Linked DNA regions of Mus musculus: region 2 is linked to region 1. Evidence: chromatin loops called from intact Hi-C (ENCODE). Cell type or tissue: left cerebral cortex. All regions are shown on one strand. Each heading gives the region's core, and the rest is flanking DNA. Links, peaks and the distances in the headings are about the cores only.

Region 1 (2,911 bases), core at 147-2,646:
GAAGACACATTAGGCACAGACCCCACTGGCAATGGCTGCCATTTCCCAGCTTCTGTTGCACACTGATTCACACCAGTTCTTTCTCCACAGAGAACTTTTTTCCTCTTGGTTCAACCCCTGTGGTTTCTAGGGCTGAAGCAGAGAAGCCAGGAGCAAACCACAGGTGGTACAGTCCCACTGTTCAGCCTTGGCAGTGCTCAGACAGTCTTCGGGAGCATCAGGGGCTAGGGGTGTGGCTCCATTAACAGAGCACTGGCCTAGCGTGCACAAAGCCCTGAATCCAATCCCCAGCACGGCATAAACCAGACAGGATGGCTTGTGCCTGTGATCCTAGCATGGGGAGGTAGAGGCAGAAGGATCTACTGATCAAGACTCTCCTCAATTACAAAGTAAGTTTGAAGCCAGCCTGGGCTACTGGAGATTCAACAGCCTGGCTTCTGAAGCCTCTAACATGCCTTCTCCCCTCCCCTTACACATTTCCACCTGAGTCCACCAGACAAGAACACTTGTAGGCTGAACCCAGCCTGAAATATCTGCGGCTTCACCCAGCACTTCCAGTGGCAAACTCAGGAGCATGCCCGGGGAAGTGGCTCAGGCCTGAAAGCCTAAGTCCAATCTCCAGGATTCACCTGGTGGAAGGAACGAACTGACTCCAGGAGGTTCTCTTCTGACTACAACATATGTATCGTGGCATGCGAGTGTGCACACACACACACAATGTAATTAAAAATAACTTTTAAATCACTTTGACATTCACAAAACTTCCATCTTCCCAAGCCAACCAGGTGACATCCCTGTCACAGCTCATGCAAGCAGAAGAGACCCCGAGGGCCTACAGTGAGCAGCACTAGGCTCTCCAGCCAACCACCTGCCTGGCTACCTGGACACACCCCTCACCCTGCTGTCCATCCACTAAACAAGGAAGATGGCTCCTGAGGTGACTTCACCATCCTACAGAGGAGCTCCCAGCAGACTCCGAAGCGTCACCCACCTGTCCCACAGACAGCCCTGAGCCAGCCAGAGCATGCTGTTTACATGTCTGTCACAGAATGCAGAGCTTGGCTCAGCCCTGCGTCACCTGCCCTGGGAACCTGGCAGGTCGCCCTCTCAGCTCCCCTAATTACCTTCTCTGGCTGTGTGGGTGATGGCATGGGCCTCGGGGACTGAATTAGGAGGGGAGGAGGGGAGTTTTGAGTCGCAGGTGAGGAAGAATCTATAAGGAGTCTTAGCTGCCAGCTCTGGGCTGCCAGAGAAACAATCAGCTGTTCCTCTCAGCAAACAGAGGAGGGCAAGGCACAGCCCCAGCTATCCCAGGCCAGGCTACCCCTGGCTCTTGTGGCCATTAGCTCTGGAGGTTATAAGGCCACAGGAGGCCCACCAAGGGGGTGGCAGTGGCTCTTTTGCATTTAGTACTTTCTACCTTACTACCAACAAGCCCTGCCCCTCCCAACTGCCAGTCTGCCCATCTAAGTTCAATGCCACTATAACTGGGCCCTACATCTACCAGCTTGGGATGCAGACCCCAGCAACTGTCACACTCCATAGGTTCTCTGTCTTCTCCACCCTGGGCTTTGTACTATACCCCACCCTGACTTGGGTTCTCATAGCCTATACTCCAAATGCACAGCTTCACTGGTCAGGTCTTGGGTATTAGACACCCATGGGCCACGAACCATTGTCTCCCCAAACTGGATATCTTAGAGGAAATGTCGGGCAAGACTCCACCATTGTATCTTAGCACCTGATTCTGCTCCCAGCTGCACTGAGCCCCGGGATGATCTGGCACACGTGGGTGTACCTGTATGGCCTCCTGGCCCCTAAACCAACCTTAGCCTCATTCAAGGAAAGTACGAGAAGGCCAGTAGAAAGGTGTAGGGGAGATGGTCTAGTGGTTAAAGTGCTTGCTGCACAAGAGTGGGGACCTCAGTAAACATCTTCAGAATCTACATAAATGTTGGTTGCACGTGGCTTACCTAGAATTCTAGCCCCAAAGCACGGAAGATCAGGGATTCTACAGAACAAGTTGCCTAACAAGACTGGCCATATGGGCAAGCTCTGGGTTTGCCTAAAATTTTGAGTAAAACAGAAGATCAATAGAGGATGATTTCCAACATCAACCTTGGCCTCCACCCACATCACATACAAAACATTCATACATACATATACATTACATACAAACACACAAATAGGAAAGGGAAATGCAGGCAGAGATGTGAGAACACCTAGTGGGTCTTCATGCCATTCCCTACATCCATGCCCGGCCCAGGCAACATGGATGCCGGCTACAGCTCCCATCCATCCATCTCTCATGCAACCCCTTGGCCTGTTTCAGTCAGACTCACTAAGGTTCCCTCATACACACCCACATACACGCATGCTGGCATGCACTGGCTCATACTTACATGTACATCTCTGTTCACACGGCTGCTCACATCATGGATTCACTCACACTCACCAAAGCAAACACAATCCATGCTCAAGGTCACTGTGATGGTTAAAACTGGCAAGTTTGCGAGTTCCCTACACTCATTAGAGAACAAACGCCTATGCCTGCCTGTGAGGGAGTCTCTAGACTGGATTAAGTGAGGTGGGAAGACTCCTACACATAGACAGCATCATTATGGAGCTGGGTCCCAGACTTGGGAAATAGAGAGAGCTGAGCACCAGCCTCTCTCTCTCTCTCTCTCTCTCTCTCTCTCTCTCTCTCTCTCTCTCTCTCTCTCTCTCTCTCTCAGATTTGAGTGCAGACACAGTGGGGGCAGCTGCTTCACACCGCCTCTGCCATGCCTTCTCCTGCACAACAAGCTACACTCTCCAACTGTGAGCCAAAATAAACTCCTCCCGGAAGCTGTTTCTGCCAAGCATTTTGTCACAGCAACAAAAATAATACAGTCACACTGGCTTGTGCTCT
Region 2 (2,911 bases), core at 144-2,643, 200 kb before region 1:
TCCAGCTGTGGGGCTTCTGGAAGCTCTCAGCAAGAGGGACTCGAAGGTAGAATAAATCTATCTTTGCACAGGCTAGTGCTGGATGCAAGGGTGGCGGCTGGTATGTGTTGGGGACCAGGTGTTTCTAGGTCCCATGTCTGTGGAGTCTGAGCTTCAGGCAGTGGGGAGGAGACAATAAGACCCCCTCACAGACACCTGTGTGCTGATGAACAGGATCAGCTACTGTGTCCTTCAGCCTGTATCAGCCAGTCATGGAGGGCACTTATCCATTACACTGGCCCTTCCTTTGAATTAGGACCCTAATTCAAGAGGTGACTAAGAGATGCAACTTTCTCAATGTGATCTATGGGAAAAACACTGCAGAGCAGCTGAGGAGATGGTTCAGTAGGTAAAGTGGTTGGCATGAAGCATGAGAACCTCAGTTCAATCCTCAGGTACCCATGTAACAAAAATTCATGTATGGTGGCGCATGCTTATAATTCCAACACTGGGCAGGTGGAGACAGGAAGATCCCTAGTGCTTTCTGGCCAGCCAGCATAGCCAAATCTGAGTTCTATATACCAGTGAGATATCTCTCCTCTCAAAAGTAAGGTGGGCAGCACCTGAGGAATGACAAGACACAAGGCTCTGTGCATATATGTGCATGCATACCTGTGGTGAGATCGGTGCCAACATGTTCACGCAGGACTGGACAACTGAGCTGGGCATCAAACATGTGCTGCTGACCAAGCCTGGCAAGGCATCTAATGCAGTGTCTGCACTCAACCAGGAGGCAGGCTGCCTGCTTTTGGAGAACTACGAAGGTACACGCCAGGCCCTCAGATACATGAGGGTCAGATAGCACTGCACAGGAGGACTCTACAGTGGTATCATTGACCCCATGATCCTGGGTGACCCAGGAAATGCTGAAGATCCCAAGAAGTGTGCAGGCAAGCAAGATGAGAAGCTGGCAGCCAAGAAAAGGTTGGACAAGAAGTGAGCACTGGAGAGTCTGTGTTGGGCTCTTCTCCATTCTTCCTTCCTTCTGTTCTGTCCCCTCCCACTCTGTCTCTAAGCTATTTAAATTATGGCTCTGGCTTGGGGGCGTGGGGAGGCACCAGAGTCTGGTTTTCTAAATAAAGTTGGAAGAGAAAAGGAGGACAAGGAGGAAGAGGTGGGAGAGTGAAATTCTAGATGAGAACGGGCCTCCTGTGCTGGCAGCAGTGTGCGTTTTTCCTGTCTGACACACGATTGGCACATCCAGGGCAGAAGTAGGTGAGACAGTGACACTCAGGATGGAGAGCAATTGGTTCCATGGATGCAGGACTCATTTGACCCTTGAAAAACTGAATGACACACCAGAAAGATGAGAGCACTTCCAGTGATGGAAAATCTGCATCTTACTTGCGGTATTGGTTGTACAGGTGTAGACTCCCTCAAATGGCAGATGTAAGACTTCAGATCTATATGGCTGGTCATCAGTGAATTCTACCAGAAGCAAAGGCATGCAAATGACCAAATCAAACCATAATGACAGCACATGGAAGCCAGAGAATGTTCCCAGTCTTTTGAGCACTGGGCTCTAGGTAAACTGAACTGTTTCCATCAGTGAAGAAAACTCAGAGAGAGATAAGTTGGGAGAAAACTATGAACTCCTTGTATGCATGTTTAATTTGAGGTATGATAACTGAGAAACCTGCCAGTCAGATAGCTTCATGTTTTGTTTTGAGAGAAAGAGAGAGAGAGGGAGAGAGAGAGAGAGAGAGAGAGAGAGAGAGAGAGAGAGAGAGAGAGAGAGAAAGAAAGAATGAAGTTGGGTGATTTGGGAGAAATTGGGAGAGGGGAAAGAATATGATCAAAGTATGTTATATGGAAGAACATTTAAATAAAAAGTGTGGACAGCACATTCTATGGGCTGAGGTCTCAAAATAAAAAGAAGAATATAAGCTAGGCACCGACACTCATCTTTATATGGCAGTTTGAATGAGAATGCCACCCCAAGACTCATATGTTTGAATATTTAGTCCACAGTTGGTGAAACTCTTTGGGAAGGATGAGGACATATGGCCTTGTTGGAAGAGGTTTGTCACTAGGGGGAACCTTAGAGGTTTCAAAAGATGCACACGATTCCCAGTCTCTCTCTCTCTCTCTCTCTCTCTCTCTCTCTCTCTCTCTCTCTCTCAATCTGCATCATGATTCCCAATCAAGATGTGAACTATCTTGCTCTACCATTATAGACTCTAACACTCTGAAATCATAAGCCTCAAATTAGATGCTTTCTTTTATATATTGCCTTGGGCATGATATTTTATCATAGCTCTGTGATGGTTACCAGGATCCACTTGATCAGATCCTGAATTCTAAGAGACAACCCTCTGGGCATGTCTGTGAGGAATAACTTAGATTAAGTGAATGCAGTGGGATGATTCACATTAGCTGTCAGTGGCAGCATCCATTGGTCCGGGGTCCTAGACTGAATAAAAAGGAGAAAGGTTGCTGAACACCAGCATTCATCTCTTCCTGCTTGCTGACTGTCATGTAACCAGCTCCTCACACTGATGCTGCCATGCCTTCCCACCGTGACCGACTGTGTACCCTTAGACTTTGAGCCAAAACAAGCCATTCTTCTTTTTTTAAGTTATCCCTGTCAGGGTATTTTATCACAGCAGCATGAACAAAAAATAACTAATAAAGTTCCTAAGAGCCTCTGGCCATAAGATTTTTGCCAACTGGTCTACCCAGAACCTTGCTTCTTTTTAAAGATGTGGTCAATGTAGACTATCAATCAATTCTCAGTGAACTCAGGGGCAAAAGTTCCACAAGCCTGTCCAATGTCTACATGTTGTCCACGAGGCAGGCATAGCCTTTTTGCGTGAAGAACACTAAACAGCCCTGTGCTCAGGGCTGTTTTAAAGACCTGAAGCACCACAGC

The links. Hi-C counts contacts between places; a loop is a spot of excess contacts. Peaks named below come from ENCODE experiments on the same cell type or tissue, not always from the same donor. Only the 100,000 strongest peaks of a DNase experiment are listed, where the experiment ranks them.
Region 2: a loop joins it to region 1, with 5 times the contacts of the local background. A loop is called at or near these places in 2 of 42 quality-filtered maps.

What each region holds. Positions count from the first base shown.
Region 1 is chr1:119,014,243-119,017,153 of GRCm38, forward strand. All of the region lies in intron 1 of Gli2 (GLI-Kruppel family member GLI2), which reads right to left. Among named protein-coding and RNA genes, the nearest start is that of Gli2, 38 kb to the right of the region's middle. In left cerebral cortex, for the core only: no CTCF peak of the experiment used is centred there; a DNase peak (open chromatin) is centred at 1,122.
Region 2 is chr1:118,809,460-118,812,370 of GRCm38, forward strand. No RefSeq gene overlaps it. Among named protein-coding and RNA genes, the nearest start is that of Mir6346, 140 kb to the right of the region's middle. In left cerebral cortex, for the core only: no CTCF peak of the experiment used is centred there; a DNase peak (open chromatin) is centred at 1,088.